Linked DNA regions of Homo sapiens: region 2 is linked to region 1. The links are chromatin loops, found by intact Hi-C in ENCODE. Cell type or tissue: K562. All regions are shown on one strand. Links, peaks and the distances in the headings refer to the core of each region. The heading gives the core; the rest is flanking DNA.

The links. Peaks named below come from ENCODE experiments on the same cell type or tissue, not always from the same donor. Only the 100,000 strongest peaks of a DNase experiment are listed, where the experiment ranks them.
Region 2: a loop joins it to region 1, with 2.6 times the contacts of the local background. A loop is called at or near these places in 3 of 110 quality-filtered maps.

What each region holds. Positions count from the first base shown.
Region 1 is chr7:38,803,578-38,811,925 of GRCh38, forward strand. All of the region lies in intron 7 of VPS41 (VPS41 subunit of HOPS complex), which reads right to left. Among named protein-coding and RNA genes, the nearest start is that of VPS41, 100 kb to the right of the region's middle. In K562, for the core only: no CTCF peak of the experiment used is centred there; a DNase peak (open chromatin) is centred at 3,614.
Region 2 is chr7:39,091,258-39,099,605 of GRCh38, forward strand. The region is part of intron 2 of POU6F2 (POU class 6 homeobox 2); the gene reads left to right. Among named protein-coding and RNA genes, the nearest start is that of POU6F2-AS2, 82 kb to the left of the region's middle. In K562, for the core only: no CTCF peak of the experiment used is centred there; no DNase peak of the experiment used is centred there.

The DNA of each region.
Region 1 (8,348 bases), core at 304-8,303:
AATAAAACTGTCTCAATAAAAATAAACAAAGGGGATAACAATGGGAAAGTCTTGTTACAAAAGGATTTAAATATTCAAGATTAGAAAAGATCATGAGCAAAATTTTAAAAGTCAAGAAGGCAAGTGAGAAAAATATGAGTGAGTGTGGAGAAGACCTAGGATGGTGGCTGGCTACTGATGGCAAATGGGGTCTTGAACCCTGAAGGAGGCAGGAATGAATGACCAGGAACCCATATGGAGCAGGTAAGTGTCTTTGTTTTGCTTCGTGCTTAGGCTTAGTGCCAAAGTTTCAAACACGCAGCTTCTCTAAACACCACCAACAGCTCTACTGTGTCCATCAAGATAGAATATAAACATGTGGGAAGAAAAAGAGAACTTCCCAAATATATTATTTCCTTAAATTCAGTGGTTATTTTCTGAACAAGTTATAATGCTTCAATCTCCTTTATCTGAATTTAACATGTTTAAAACCAGTTCAGTATAGACAAAATGTTGGTACGACGGAAAACCTCTGTGCACAAGGGTTCCTAGAGCCCACTCAAATGCCACTTGCTTACAAACAATATTTTAGTAAACACCATTCCTATGCAACACAGACTTTTTTTTTTAACTTGTATTTTAATTTCAGGGGTTTATGTGCAGGTTTGTTATGTAGGTAAACTCGTGCCACAGGGGTTTGTTGTACAGATTATTTTGTCACCCAGGTATTAAGCCTACTATCCATTAGTTATTTTTTCTGATCCTCTCCCTTCTCCCATCCTCCATCCTCCAATAGGCCCCAGTGTGTGTTGTTCCCCTCTATGTATCCATGTGTTCTCATCATTTAGCTCCCACTTACAAATGAGAACATGTGGTATTTGGTTTTCCGTTCCTGCATTAGCAACACAGACTTTGGACATGCCCTTGCAGTTAATTCTGCGAAACCTATATAGACAGACCAATGCTCTGAAATTTAAAAAACACTGTATCAACATAAGGTAACGATCAATTCAGCAACCAAGAAATCCAAGCAAAGCTTCCATGAAAACAAAATAAGTTAAACAACGGACGTGCCATTTAGGAGCAGCTTTCTTTGCATTAAAAAACTAGAGATGACAGCTAGATAAAGATCTACCTACCCACCTATGCAGTATCTACCTACACACCTATGTGGGCTTGGCAATCAAGCCAGCATGTGAGGTAGTCCCCTATTTAGACTACTAATCTGCAATTGCTGCAAATGCAAGCACATAATTACAAGTGCGATTTCAGAAATGACTAGGACACTTTCTAAGTAATTTTACCACTTAAAAAAAATCTTCCATATGGATCCCACAGATTTAATAGAGCTGGCTGTTCATACCAAACACGTTGAGTCTGTTTTTCAGTTTGCAGCTATCTGAGGATACATTTTCCGGGCTGGGCCCAAGGTCAAACACCCTCAGCATCAGGGTAGAGATAACAGAAAAGTCATCCACTGGGTGATTAAACTTGAATTAATGTTCTCTGCAATGAACAAATATCTCTAACTTTAACTACATATAATCTCAATCACTGATGACTGGTGAAAATCCTTGCACAGTGAGTATATCAAAAAGAGATGCAAAATTGCTAAGTCTTGAATAATGCAGACAGTTACCTGAAAACACGGGTTTATGTATTTGAACAAGCCCTTCACACAATTCAAAGTAAAACAGGCCAGGCGCAGTGGCTCACGCCTGTAATCCCAGCACTTCAGGAGGCTGAGGTGGGCGGATCACAAGGTCAAGAAATGGAGATCATCCTGGCCAACATGGTGAAGCTCCGTCTCTACTAAAAATACAAAAATTAGCTGGGCGTGGTGGTGCACGCCTGTAGTCCCAGCTACTCGGGAGGCTGAGGCAGAAGAATCACTTGAACCTGGGAAGCAGAGATTGCAGTGAGCCGAGATCGCGCCACTGCACTCCAGCCTGGCAACAGAGTGAGAGTCTGTCTCAAAAAAACAAAAACAAAAACAAAGTAAAGCCCAAAAGTTGAAAAAAAAAAAAATCAGGAGACTATCTGCAGAAGAAAATGAGTCAAATGAACCCAATTTCAAGCATTATAATCCACTTTCTTACCATCTCTATGAAAAACTGGCATTAACTGGACACACTGGTCAGCATTGATAGCTTTCATGGAAGTGGCAGAACTGATGGTTTTGGGGCAGACTCACATCTACATGGTAACATATGTTCATCCTCTCTACACACTTCAGGGTCTACTCTAAAGCCTCATTTAGACTCCTATATAATGCCTCCCTGGGAACAACAATAATTATTCCAGATTTGGCCAAAATTGGAGAAAAGGCTGCAGGCTGTTCAGTAAGCAGCAATAATTTGTGCTCAAACTGACAGTAAATATCAAGTGGACAGCCTTCATTGTCCTGGCTTCTATGGTAATATTAAAAGCTGCCCTGAGCAAGGAATACAATCAGACAAATCACAAAGGAAGCTACAGAACTAGCTAATAAATAAAAATGTTCAAAATCACTAAAAATTCAAATATACTATAAAATAGAAAAATGGAGTATCTTTATATATCAGATTGGCAATGAGCATGTGGTAAAATAGGTACTCACACATAGCTGATGTAAACTGGTGTAAGTTTTCTGGAATACAATTTTACTTGGCAACACATATTAAATGCCTAAAAAATTATCATAACCTTTGATTCAGTAATTCCAATCCTAAGAATCAATGGTAGGAAAACATTCAGAGGAACAGATGAAAGGCCAAAGATTTCAAGGTTCACCACATCATGATTTATGACAGCCAAACACTGGATATAACCTAAAGGTCCAAAGACAGAAGAATGGTTAAGAAAATCAAATAGATCCATAAGATAGAATATTATGCAACTATTCAATAACACTGAGCTAAGAATAGACATCAATAATGTAGGGAATTTCATATGATGTACAGTGATAAGTTAAAACAAGATCTAAAATAATTGAGATTACTCTAAACATTCCTTTACTTTTTATTATTATAAAAATAATGCATGCTTACTACAAAAAAGTAAATAAAAGCCAATGAAGGTCAGAAAGAACATTCATAATCCTGCCCAGACACAAATATTGTTAATAATTTGGTGTACAGCCTTCCATGAATACATCTACATACATAATTTTATTTCTACAGAAAAGGATAATCAGACCATACATATATTTTAGAAAAGTACCTCAACAGAAGCAATCTAACAAATGTTGAGAATTTTATTTATTCCAACTGAGAAAGAGAAAAGCTGACAACCAGAAGCTAGCCTGGCACCCACAGCAGGGCTCTGATGTTCTCTTGATGAATATAAACAATTTCACACAAAACCAACATCAGCCGAGGCCACTCCATGACCATGAAGGACCAGGACAGAAGCAAGACCACTCCATAATCATGTCTGAATGCAAACAAGACATGAACATTTTCCAAGTCGTGGCAATGACCAAACACCTCCCACTTTGGCTAAAATGACAGACTGCTGCTTCTTTACCAGTTATGACTTTGGCTTTGGCTTAGGCTTTTCTCCTTCTAGATAAGATTTATCAAAATGCCCAGCTGTAGAATTACTCATGCTTCATGACAGCATCCAATCTAGAGCAAAGCCCTGATGCCTTAAACCTCCCCAAAATCACCTCACACCAGCCTAAATCCTACAATTCTTCTAACATCTTCCTAAAACCATATGGGGTACTCCTGGTGATCTTTGGCCGCAGGGCACTGACACAGCTAATTCACTATTGTTAGACAGCTTGTACCAATTTTCACTGTTACAAATATCAAGAAAATTGGCTGAAACTGAGTTAGAAAATTAAAAGGAAAACAAACAAACCATACAGGTCGAGGGGGATCCAAAAGGCTTAAAGACAAATAAAGGACTGTAAATTTACCCCATAGTGTTGTATGTGAATATACAAATACACTCATTTTCCTGTCAAGTCACTATTCTGACTAATGGTCTTATTAACTATATTCTACCTACACCATCCTATCTATATGCTTTTGGAAGCCTACCACCATTTCTGAAATCAAGATCCTGTGTACACACAGCACCTAACATGAAGCATGACACAAGGTTGTATTCAGGAAGCAGATTCAAACCAAATACTCCTGTGAAATGACTGTGATTTAGTTTGTACCACGACACCAACTAACAATGACTGCAATTGTGACCCCTTGCTTTATACAGCCTTCTCTTAAAGCAAAAGAGAGAAAGAGAACCTCTGTGTTAATGAATCAGCTGATGTTAAATCCCACAAGAATATCTAATGAACACCTCTGAACTGGCAATGACACTTGCAGTCCTTGCTCAAAATACTTAAGAATAAGCACAGGACTCTCCATATGCAAAAGAAGATATTATCAGCAAGGAGCAAAAGATGGTTATAAGGAAGAGAGATGGTAGTTTTAACATCAGAGTTCAGGGGAAAGCTACAATCAGTATGGAAATATATGAAAAAGTTAGCTGAACTCATTAAAGAAAAAAGTATATTTTTTAACAGGCATTTGATGGATATGAGACAATGGGAATCATAAAGGAAAATGAAGTTGCTATGGACCCAACTCTCCCACCCTGACCGCTGTAGATACCATTCAAATACTCTGGGAGTCCTACATATTGACATCAAAAAAGCAATCAGCAATGAAGAACACCTGTTTTTCCGACTGAAAATGATTTTTATTTAAGCATTATATTTCTATTTTTAGCCTCAGATAGCTTAGTATACATAGGAAAACTCACCGAAAAATACTTTAAACAGTAGAGCTATTTTATTGCTTGGTTTTTCATATCTAAAAAAATGCTTGTGAAGGTTACATTTGTGTTTTACTTCCTGCTAATCAATGGTTTTTAATCAATTTTGGTACATTGATGACAGCATGAAATACATTTCTAGGAATGAGACCACAATTTACAACACAGTACCTAGAATAAATAAAGGTATGTATTTACAATGCCTCAACGTGCAACCGTTAGATTGGTGGCTGCCTGTGGTGTAACTGTGAATTAACTAGGGAGCCTTAATTTTAATTCTTAAAAATGTTCAGACGATTCACTTGAAAACTACAATGGTAAGTAATGTGGGAAGAAGTTTCAGGTAGAAGGCTACAATCAAGCATCTGAAAACTTGCGGAAATACTATCCTAGAGATCCAAACACTGGACAGGAGACAGAGAGGAACTGCTAATGTCAAAACCCTTCTAGCCACCAAAACCCCAGCTCCAATCTGACCCAAAGATGAACAAACACACGAGGAAGCACTCCTACACTTCATGTTTAGGGATGGCAGTGGTAAGAAAAGGCTCACCGGATTATCTAGATTCTAAAAAGATTTGTAGCCAGGGGACTGGGAGCTATTGGCAGATGCTGGCCAAAAGGGCACAGACTTTCAGTTCTAAGATGAATAAATTCGGGGATCTAATGTACGCTATGGTTACTATATTTAATAATGCCATATTAAATACTTAAAATTTACCAATGGATTTTAAGTATTCTCATCCCCAAAGAAATGGTAACTATGTGAGGCAACTGATAATGTTAATTAGCTTGAACGTGGCAATCACTTCACAATAAATACTAAATACATTTGGTATATATCAAATCATCATTGTATAACTTAAATATGTATAATTTGGCTGGGCATGGTGGCTGACGCCTGTAATCCTAGCACTTTGGGAGGCCGAGGCAGGCGGATCACGAGGTCAGGAGTTTGAGACCAGCCTGGCCAACATAGTGAAACCCCGTCTCTACTAAAAATACAAAAATATATATATATGTATATTTTATATATATATATAATATAAAATTTTAATTTGTCAATTATACCTCAATAAAGCTAGAAAAAAATAAAAATGTTGATAACATGGGCAAAAGAAATAAAATTTAAAAACAATCTTAATAATAATTTTTTAAATATTTACAGTTTTATAAAAAGCTTCCCATATTGAATCCTCCCTCAAAAAGGATTCAAAATCCAATTTATTATTTGCAGACCACTGCTGGAAGCTTATAGAAGCTGGCTGACACTACCATCTCTGTCCTTCAGGTAAAATTTGCCATTTCAAATTTTCCTCATTTCATTCACTCCAGTCCTTTCCTTGTTTGCTGACTGACATTTTCCAGCTTACAAAGCAACTTGCCCCTGCGGCCAGGTCCCCTCATTCTATCCCACCGTAACGCCAAACAGCTGACTATCTGATTTCTAAAAATGAACTCCACTGCAAACAGCATCGCGACAATTTAATGATTTGTCAAAGTAGTAGAACCAGTTATTATAAAGTGTATTTCAGTGTTCAAAAGTAAAGGTCCTATGAAGCTAAAGCTTACCTGCTGACAGGGAAAGCTGGACAATTAAAAAAAAAAATCCAGACAACATTCACTTGACAGATTTATTTCTAAAATAGAAACTTCATTTGCCATGCTCCTGTATTAAAATTCTTGCTACAAAAGAAGGTTACACTTACAAAAAAAATTCATTGGTTCACGTGTTTGAAAGCTCTCTCCAATGGCACTTTTAAGAGATGTGCTTTCTCTTTTTTTTTTTTCAAGATGGAAACAAAACAGAATATGGAATAAGCTTTTTATGCTCATGTGTCAAGCACTGGAGTCCATAAATCCAGCTATGGCATTCAACTACTAAGAAGATACCTTGAAAACCTAAAATAAAAGTTTATGCCAGACAGAACTATAGCCTCCTAGTCCTAGTCCCTGGTGGATAAAGAGCTATCTCTGAACACCTAAGAAGCCAGAACTTTGAAAAGGAAATAGCTGTCAAACTACAGTTTCAGGGTTTCTTCTGTTACATTGCTATGTTCTGCAATGTATGTTGCATACTTTGAAAAGTATGTTCTAATTACTTTAATAATTTTTATAGGAATCAAAAATTGTAATAAGATTAAAGAACTATTAAATATTAATAGACATCTCTCTCAAATTTTCTTATGACTTCACGAATATCTCATAGTGGTCCTCTATTTTTCTACTTAGTTCCTCTAGTCTCTGTGCCACTTTAACCCATTGTTTGTAGAAGGTGGCATATAATTCCAACGATTTATTTGGCTGTCAGTCTAGAGATCACTGTTCTTAAGGGTTAAGAATGTCTTTATTCCACATTACACCTTCATTTGGCTAGTCTTTGCTCCAATTTTTTGAAGATTAAATTATTTCTTAAAGGCAGAAAGTCATAACCTCTCAGTTATCTGACATATGTCTTTATTCTCTTTTCCCCCTATGTGATCTGCCACCTGTTCTCAACAGAGGAGGGATCTTGATATCTATAACATGATTATTGCAAGGTTATAACCATTTGCTAAATGTTGGGCTTTTCAAAATTGTTCTGCCTAGTTTCTGCTGCTAGTTTAAAATTGCAGCTGAAAGGATTGAAGTAGCTACTGAGCCAATGTAGTTATCTCATTTTTCAAAGATATAAACCTCTATAACTCAGTTACAAAAAGAGCAGCTCCTCCTAAAAATTTGCGAACACTTTCAAAATGAAAGTGATCATTTCACAAGTCCTCCTTTCTTAATGTAACCTTCTAAATGCCTTTAGTTTTTAACATCAGATATATTTCTTAATGAAATTAGAAAAATACATCCTAAAATACCTCAACTAAATAAATCTATTTCAAAACAAACAAAACACGCTAATGTCAAAAACATGAAGCATAAATAATCTTTACAAGTACATACCACACAACATGTAGAAAAAGGAAATTCTCTGGAGATTTCTGCAAACCACACCAAGCTGATACACATTTTGAAAATCTCCATTTAACCATATGCAAACAGATCATTATAGTTTATCAAGAAAATGGTACTTTTTAGTACTTAGTAAATACATATTTACATGATAAAATTTAATGGATCCAAATAAATCAAAGTTTGTATGTTACAAGTCATTAAATTGCGGACACAGTTACATGTTTCTAAAGCCTTTAACATAAGTAAAATAAATTATAATGGCTTTTTTAAATAAATTATTCTAAATCACAAACTATTATCACACTTTTAAAAGACTTGTTTTGTCATACACACACACACACACACACACACCCCTCCATATATACAGATAGATAGATATATCTCATTCATATATATATATATCTTCTGTAGTAAGTGGAAATAATTTGCTTGTATTACCCTAGGGTGCTTTGATTGTACTGGGAATAAAAACAGGTTTTCCTTAAAGAATGATGATATATAATGGCTTTTTAAAGGGAAAGAACCCCAAACCAAAGTTTTAAGAGTAGACAGTCTTTGACTTATGATTATTTGACTTAATGATTTTTCAACTTTATGATGGTACCTATACAATGATTAAATTTTTCACTTTCAGTCTTCAATAAATTACATTATAT
Region 2 (8,348 bases), core at 278-8,277, 290 kb after region 1:
ACAATATGTGTCAGAATCGTCAGTGGGGACCTTCCCTTGTGCCTGCCTTTGCTAGCTCTTTGCTATGCCTGGGGTGCTCAGGCCAGGCCTCTGTTTAAAGCAGGAAGTTCAATATTGCAGTGTCCAAGGATACTCCATGGTAGCACATTAGCAAGTCAAAATACTGATATGGTTTTACTTTTTTCTCCCCTTTTATTTTGATTACTGTAATTCTTATATTTTGTTGTTGTCATTAAACGGTCCTAAAAACAACAGGAAATAAGGTATTAGAAATGAGATTAATCTGTACATCATCCCTCCTTTAAATGATCCCATTTTAGTCTCTTGAATGTCTTGGATGTTTCTGACTTAAAGGTTACATGGTATTACAGTGTTTTTGTAGTTCACCCAGCCCAGTTTATGTCATAATTAATAAATAGAGGTGCATTCCAGATTCAAGCTCCCAAGGCTCAGCCCTTAAGAAGATTGCTTTCGCTCTTAATTACCTGCTTTAATTATACAGCTAGCATTCCCCTTCTCAAGAATTGACCAAATACGTTTTTCTCCCACTTCAACGTTGAGATTTCACTTGACCGTTTCAAGTGGACCTTGTTTGTTATGAGACAGCCAACAGTTAATTTGTGAGAGAACTGGCACTTTCTTTGATTGACGACCTTGCTGGTTTATATTTGGGGATTAATAATACATCAGACATTCACACATTAAAGAGAAAGTAAATGTGAAGAGGAAGGGTAGAAGGTTCAGTTCTGCTACTGGGCTGCCCTGATTATTCAGGCCTTCCCTGGGAATGCAGAGGCAATCGGAGAAGCAGGCACATTTGCCCAAATATGCACCTGGCTCCATTTAACATGTTTCTTGATTTTTTATGCTAAAGAAAAAGATAGCAAAGTGTTTATACCAAACTGGCACCCTGTCAGGGGGCAATCTGTATAAAGTTTCCCGCTGTCAGGTTAATAAATTTTTAAAAAATATCCAAAGGCAGAGGTAGCTAGAGAAAGCTCATAGTAACAGTTGCCATTCTCCAGCGGATGGGTTTCTCTTTAATATCCAGCCTGGCTCTGGAATTTTCTTGTTTGTTGTCTTCCTGGGTTCTGTACTTAGCTGGTGTTTTTGTTCAGCTTTTCTTTTATTCATGCCATTTCAGTCTTACTTTTTAAATGTTTATCTTTTTAAATTTCAAATGTCTTTTCTTTGAGAAACAAGTAAGCATAATTTGTTTTAATTTTTTATATGGTATTTTGTAGTTGAACATATACTTTGTCATGCTATGACTCTGAATGAGCTTCTAAATCTATCAACACTGGGCTTTTCTTTGGGAATACCTTCAAGTAATATTTATTCATAAAGGAGTATCTGTGCTTTGACAATATGGGGGCTTCTGATGAAGTCGATTATTAAACATGTTGATCTGATTCTTAATCTTTTCAATGTAAACTTTCACCTCCTGATTGTCAAAGTCAGATTTCATAAAAAGGAAACAAGGGTGGACTTGTTTGGAGACATCTCCTACTCTGTGCTGTGACACTTTATGAGCTATCAAAAATGGATTAAGCCCTTTTAGTGTGAATGCAGAGGTCAGAAAGAATAACATTAGATCTCTTGAGGCTAAAGAAAGTTTGTCATTCGCAGAGAAATGGAAATTAACTTTGTTTTATAAGTATTCCAGGATAATTTTTTAAAACTACCTAACCAAGATGCATACCCCCAAGATCGCTTCTTAATAATTAGCTTCCACTTTAAAAAATTTCCTAGTATGTTATATGAATGTCTATATTTTATTTGAGGATGGAAAAGAAAATCCATGCCCAAACTTCTCTTATAGTTTTTCCTTCTTAAGTGATTTTAAGGTCTTATATGTAACAAGAATATATTGTGATTTTTTTTAAATTAAAAAATTAGCTACCTGGAACAATATAACTAATAGTCAAAGCAAGTCACTATTATTGGAGGACCACACTGCCATTAAAACTATTTGAAAATATAAGGGGAAAATGATCAGATTATAATTAGAGAAACTAAGTAATATAATTATACATGAACTAAATGCTTCAGAGATTTTCTATACAAAAGACCATTTGAAAATGGGACTGTATAATGAAATCTGCATTCATTAAGATGGTTAAAAATGTTCTTAGTAAATAACCAAAATAAAACCTGTTAGTTTAGCTCACAAATGAAGTAGAATATGAAGGTATTTTTAGGATACTTATGATGTCCCAATGATAGCCAACATGAAACAGTTTCACAATTTAATGAATACGTGTATCCTGCCATATATTGTTTGGCATTAAGTAGTTTTCTTAGTGTTTCATCTTTTCCTGTAAAATAATTAGTGTTTCTTGGGATTGACTGATGTACCTTCCAAATATTTTGTATTTCTTTAATTTCATCCTATTAATGAGAAAAAAAGCATAATTATGACAGAAGTTTGTGAAAGCCAAGAAATTCATATTTAAAGACTGATATTAACACAGTGTTTTAAAATAGCAATGCAAATTTATCCATTTCCTTACCACTTCCATACTTTATTTTTGTTTCCCTATATTTTCTTTCTTAGGCACTGTGAGTGCACAGTGAAAAAAGTGTAATGCTATCTGTATAAAATATTTGTGTGTGTCTATGGTCTGCTTTTCTCCATATTTTCTTCATGCACATATAATGCTTCAAATTGTCTTACTGAATCTGTAGTATGTATGTATTTTCTCTATTATAAAACTAACAAAGACTTATTTATAATAATAAGCTTTCTTTTAGTTCATGCTATCCATCCATCATTCAAATGTACTTCTCCTGTATATTTAAAAAATAGTTCCCTGATAAATTTATCAAAATTAATAGCTTACCAAAAAAGGGAAACTAGTTATACTGTAGTATTGCTTCAGCTATACTTGGGCTAGAATCCAAGTTCCAGTGTCTTCTTCGATGCTGCTATTTACTGAGCACGGGAGACAAGAAGATTCCTCAGGATTTGCGCAGTTTAATTCAGTAAAGAAATCTGGGGTTTTTGGACAACTTGACTTATAGAAAATATATGTATTTTTAAAGCATACCAACTTACCCAAGCTAGGGAAGACTCTTGGGATCTAAATATTGGGAATCTAAATATTTGTCTATTTCTGGGATAGACATATATCACAATATAAATATTTATCCTTTTCTTTTTTTAAGTCAAAGGCATTTTATTCAATAGTTATTAAGCACAATTTTTTGTTACACATTCCTGTAAGGATTATATGCGCCTATATATCAAGGTAGAGTGAGTGATTGGTGTACAATAAAGAAATCATATTTTAAACATTTACTATTAATGTGGTATTATTAATCTCCTTTTGCAGTTCTTCATGACCACATATGTGGTGATTTGTCTTTTAATACCAATATGGCAAGATTTATTTTTACAAATTAATGATTTGGGGTGACTTCCTGCAGGAGGGAATCATCACTCTCAAAGCAGAAGAGAAGCTAAGGGGTTAATATGATTTAAAAATGCAAATATTTGAAGCTGTTTTAAAAGCATGAAAAATTATTATTGCACATGACTTTTTGCTCAAATTGACCCAGGGTAAAGGAGAATAAAAAGTCAAATGGAAACCCACATGTTCCTGTATTTAAAAATGTATACACATGGAAGTCATGTGGGGAGTGAAATGCACTTCATCAAAACTGGCATTTTTTTCAATATACCTACATCATTTCCCAAAATATTGCAAAATAGAAATGTGTCAGAAAGGACGCTTGCTATTTGCAAAAGGAGAAGCATGCAAAAAATATTGCATGAAACTCCTATTTCAACGGATCCATTTAATTAAATCCATACACTATTCTATAATCTATGAATGGGTAAATATCCAGAACAAGGATCCTCTCAGTTATGAGGGAAAACTTTCACAAACTTTTGGAAGGAACATATGTCACTGTTTTAAGTGTTGATTGGCTCATTTTATTCTGATTCCTAAGATGAAGGCAGGTTTTAGTCTTAAGCCTTACCCAAGAAATTGCTCCAATTTTCAGGTAGCCTAGTTGATTTCTTTGCTCTAGTTTGAATATTTACTTCTCCCATTAATTATATCCTGTACTCCTAGTAATTTTCTAACAAGCCAACTGGAATCTGCAGGCCATCAGAAAAGTGTTAAAAATTATGCCTCGTGTTCTAAAAGGAATTAATGTCTACAGCTGCCTGCTTACAAAAAAAGAGCTGGTCACATTGGAGATTGCTGATGGCATCGAGGTGGTTGCAGTAGCCTAGAATGGTGGCTACACGTCTTGTCATCTGTAGAGTATCAATATGTTTTTATAATGATACAATAACCTGAACCCTGTAACGGTTTATGGTCCTTTTGAGAATTCTTATGGATTCTTAGAGTGACAGAGGTCTGAGAAAAGATCTTGAAAGCTTTCACAAAATCTGGCTGGGTGACAGAAAACTAGCAGGACTGTGATTTAGCCGCTAAGAAATCCTGTTGACCAGGAACATCATTAAACTTTTAAGTTAAAACAAGAACCACAAAACAAATGGTAGATGCAAAGGGTAAGGGGTACCCAAAGTGGCAGCAAAAATTAAAACGTGCCGAAGATTCTTAGATAAAAGGCAAAATGCAGCAAGCCCATTGTTGATCTTGATCTCCTACTTAGAAATAAGCATTTTTTAATATACCATTCTGAATATTGCAATGTGTGTTGGAAATCTGTATTCATGCATTTCCTTTATGGAATCTGTCAGAACTGATTGTTGCTCTTTCATTTTCTCTGGCTATTTTTAGTCAATGATAAATAAAGAACTTGAATTTTGAATCTGGCACCAGTGAGATATAGAACCAGAAACAGCAGGAAATAACCACGATGAGTAACTTCACATCAGTATCTGCACGGAGAGCTCAGTCCTCTTAACATTTGTAATACTGCTAATTTCTATGGGCTTTTTAAAATACTTCCACATGAGCTCTCAAAACCCATAAAAGTGTGGCATGTAAAGTAAATTGTTTGTCACTTGCCGACGACCTGCCATATTTATTGTCAGGAGAAATGGACATTAGTTGGAAAAGCAGTTGTTAAAGGCCAAACAATTTTTAAAGATGGCAAAGATGCACGAGGGTTTTCCTTTTTCTAACAATGAGCCACCCCTTCAGACATCAAAAGACAAGATAATAAGACACTTCAAGCACAATTCAAGATTATATTCAACATCTAAAGGCTCATCTCTTGTCAGTTTGCATTTACTCTCCCAGGGATGTGATGCTTCTATCATCTTTCTGTCAAGAGGAGTCTGGCAGAAGAAGCGAGGGCTCTTATTTCACACACTTAGGGTTTTTTATCAAATGGCCCACACTCGTTCTGATTCAGCCAAAATGGGGGCATAATTTGAAGAAGGTCATGCACAAGTACAAAAATCTCATATTGATTTGTGTGATTAGAAGGCATTAAAATTGCACATTTACGTTAGTTGCTGAGATGTTTTGTCAGTTTATTTGGTAATACACTTTTGCAGCCTAGAAAAAAAAAATGACTTAAAATTTAAAAATAGATGGCTGAAAGCCGAAATGGTTTGTTTTAATGTGGCTATGTTTGAACGTTTAGCAAGTGAACATAAAAATAATGTAAAGCTTTTAGTTTAACAATATTTGAAATTAGCTTATATAATGAAATACTTCATGCAACATAAAAGCAAAATTGCACAACTGTGCATATCAGGTGAAACAAATATATATGTGGAATTATTTTTTAAATACTTTAAAAATTGATTTCATATCTTTAATATATAGATAAAAAGTGATGACATTTTCAATATAAATTTAATTATGAAGCTGTTTTACAATGGTTATCAAGTTTTTAACATTTTGCACTCTTTGAAATTACAGTGTCATTATATTTGTCATTTTATGCCATTCTTAGTATATATGCCCTTTTCCAGAGAGGGTACTAAAGAATAAATAAAAGGGTTATTATTATTATTATTATTCTCTGTCAAAATTCATCACATTTCCTTCTTTGCTCTCTGACAGTCACAAAGCCATACAAAGAAACATTCTATTTTGGTAGGGGCATGTTTATAGAAGTTAGAAGAACAATCTTTTCCTCTCAAAATAAAACAATTGATGAAAATAAAACCATGATATCCTGGGATCATTTCTATATTGAATCTTTGAAATTACTTTTCCTAGGAATTTTCATCAACTCTCTGTTGTCTCCACTTCTTATGTTTTTCTCCTTTGCTGTGAAGTGTTTTGAAACTGGATTTCTCACTTTTGTGCCACTTTCAAAACAAAGGAGAGGTACATATATACTGTGTAGTTACAGTGTAGAATAGAAGTGAAAACCCATAATTTGCCCTATTTATTAAATGAGTTTTTTCTATTCAATACAGTTTATGTATTCAACATGGAACAGTGAATTGATCCATTCAATAAATGTTTGTTGAGCACCTGCTCTGTGGTAGGGGCTGTGCTGTGTCCTGAGGACTCAGTAGAGAAGACACCACATAGAATTGATCACCTAGCTCACCCACTGAAAGGTATACTGAAGATGCAAAACTGAACAAGACATGGGGACCCCACCCTGAAATAGCCCACAATCAGCATCATACATTGACATTCTATTTTACTTGATCATTTCTGGTAGCTTTTTAGGCAATTTTAAGCCTTCGAAACCATACTTTTCAAGAGTTGTTTGTTGGTTAGAAACCTCATTTGAGAAAAAAACTATTATCTCCAAAAAGTAGGGAAGAAGAAAGGAGTATTAAGCGGTTTGTGACAAATGACATTAGCAATGTTTTCGTCACAGGGTTTGGTGCATATGCCGTGGAACACAATTGCTCTTCTTTAGGGATTGTCTCTTAATCATGTCCAAAAGGAGGATGAATTAGATTATTTCTTCCTGCCTGTCTTTTCTGCCTTTATTCTCCTCCCAAAATTCTTGTTTGTCTTATATATTTTTTATTTTTTTATTTTTATTTACTTACGTTTTTACATGTGTTCTCTCAGAAGCCAATACATTTTATTTATTTATTCATTCATTTATTTATTTTATTTTTATTATTTTTCTGAGACAAGGTCTTGCTCTATCACCCAGGCTGGAGTACGGTGGTATGATCATGGCTGCAGCCTCAATCTCCTGGGCTCAAGCGATCCTCCCACCTCAGCCTCCTGAGTAGCTGGTACTACAGGCGTGTACCATCACACTCAGCTAATTTTTTTTTTTTTAATTTGCAAGAGAGGGGGGGTCTCACTTTGTTGCTTAGGCTGGTCTTGAACTCCTGGCCTCAAGCTATCCTGCTACCTTGGTCTCTCAAACTGTTGGGATTACAGGCATGAGCCACTGCACCTGGCCATTGTCTTATACTATAAAGTAGTGCTTCAAGGCTCTGGAGTCAGGTTGTGTGGGCTTGAGTCCGGCTCTACCACTTTTTCACTGGCTGGGTAAGGTAATAACATGTTGAAGCTTCAGCTTCCCCATCTCTGCATGGAGGTATTGCTGGTACGCCACAGGGCAATCTTGAGCTTGAAGTGAAATGACACATGTAAAAGCCTATAGAGTACCTGGAATGTAACCAGAGCTCAATGAATATCACACGTTGTTAAGAGTTGAAAATGTACTTGCTATGTTTAGAAAGAATCTGATTAATTTTGGGCAGCAGATACCATAAAACCAACAAAAATTGTGGCCTTTGGAAGTAACCATGCTTCTCCATAAGGAAACATGAGCCCCCAAGGGTCCTCCTGATCAAAGAAAGGTTCTGGGGATCTTTGCTTCCTAATGGCAACACCCCTTCTTCAGTCTTTGCTTTCTCTTCAAGTTCATTCAGGAAAGAATTCAGACTCATAAATGGAGGTTCTACAGGGGACAATAGTTCACTCTCTTCATCTTATGGAGAGTACATAAGTGAGGTGGTGAGCAAGGATGGAACAGGGCAGTTACACATCTCACTCTTCTCTAAATTTAAAATGTTGGAAGGTGTGATTCTTTCAAATAATAGCGATTTTAAAAATAATGTTGGCCTTGAGAAGTGTTATGAAGCCAGATGTCTGTGGGCGGCAGCAAATGCCTTTCTCCCTGGTGGTGTGGTCAGATACCCTGGGGGCAGCCTGCCTTTGGGTGGAGTTCCTCCCAGGGGCATCCGCTGTCCCTCCCTCCCTCCAAGGGAATTTGCCAGCTCCAGGCCAAGCACTTCTATCTCTCTGCCTTGACCACACTGTTGCCCATGTTGGGAACAGAGCATTTGTCTCTAGTTAAATGTCCAGAGATCTTTCATAGGATGCTTTTGTGACCTAATCAGGGTAAACTACAGAAAATTTCAGAGAGAGAGAAACATTCCATTGAAGTGTTATGACGATTTTAGAAAAATGGTGCTGCAG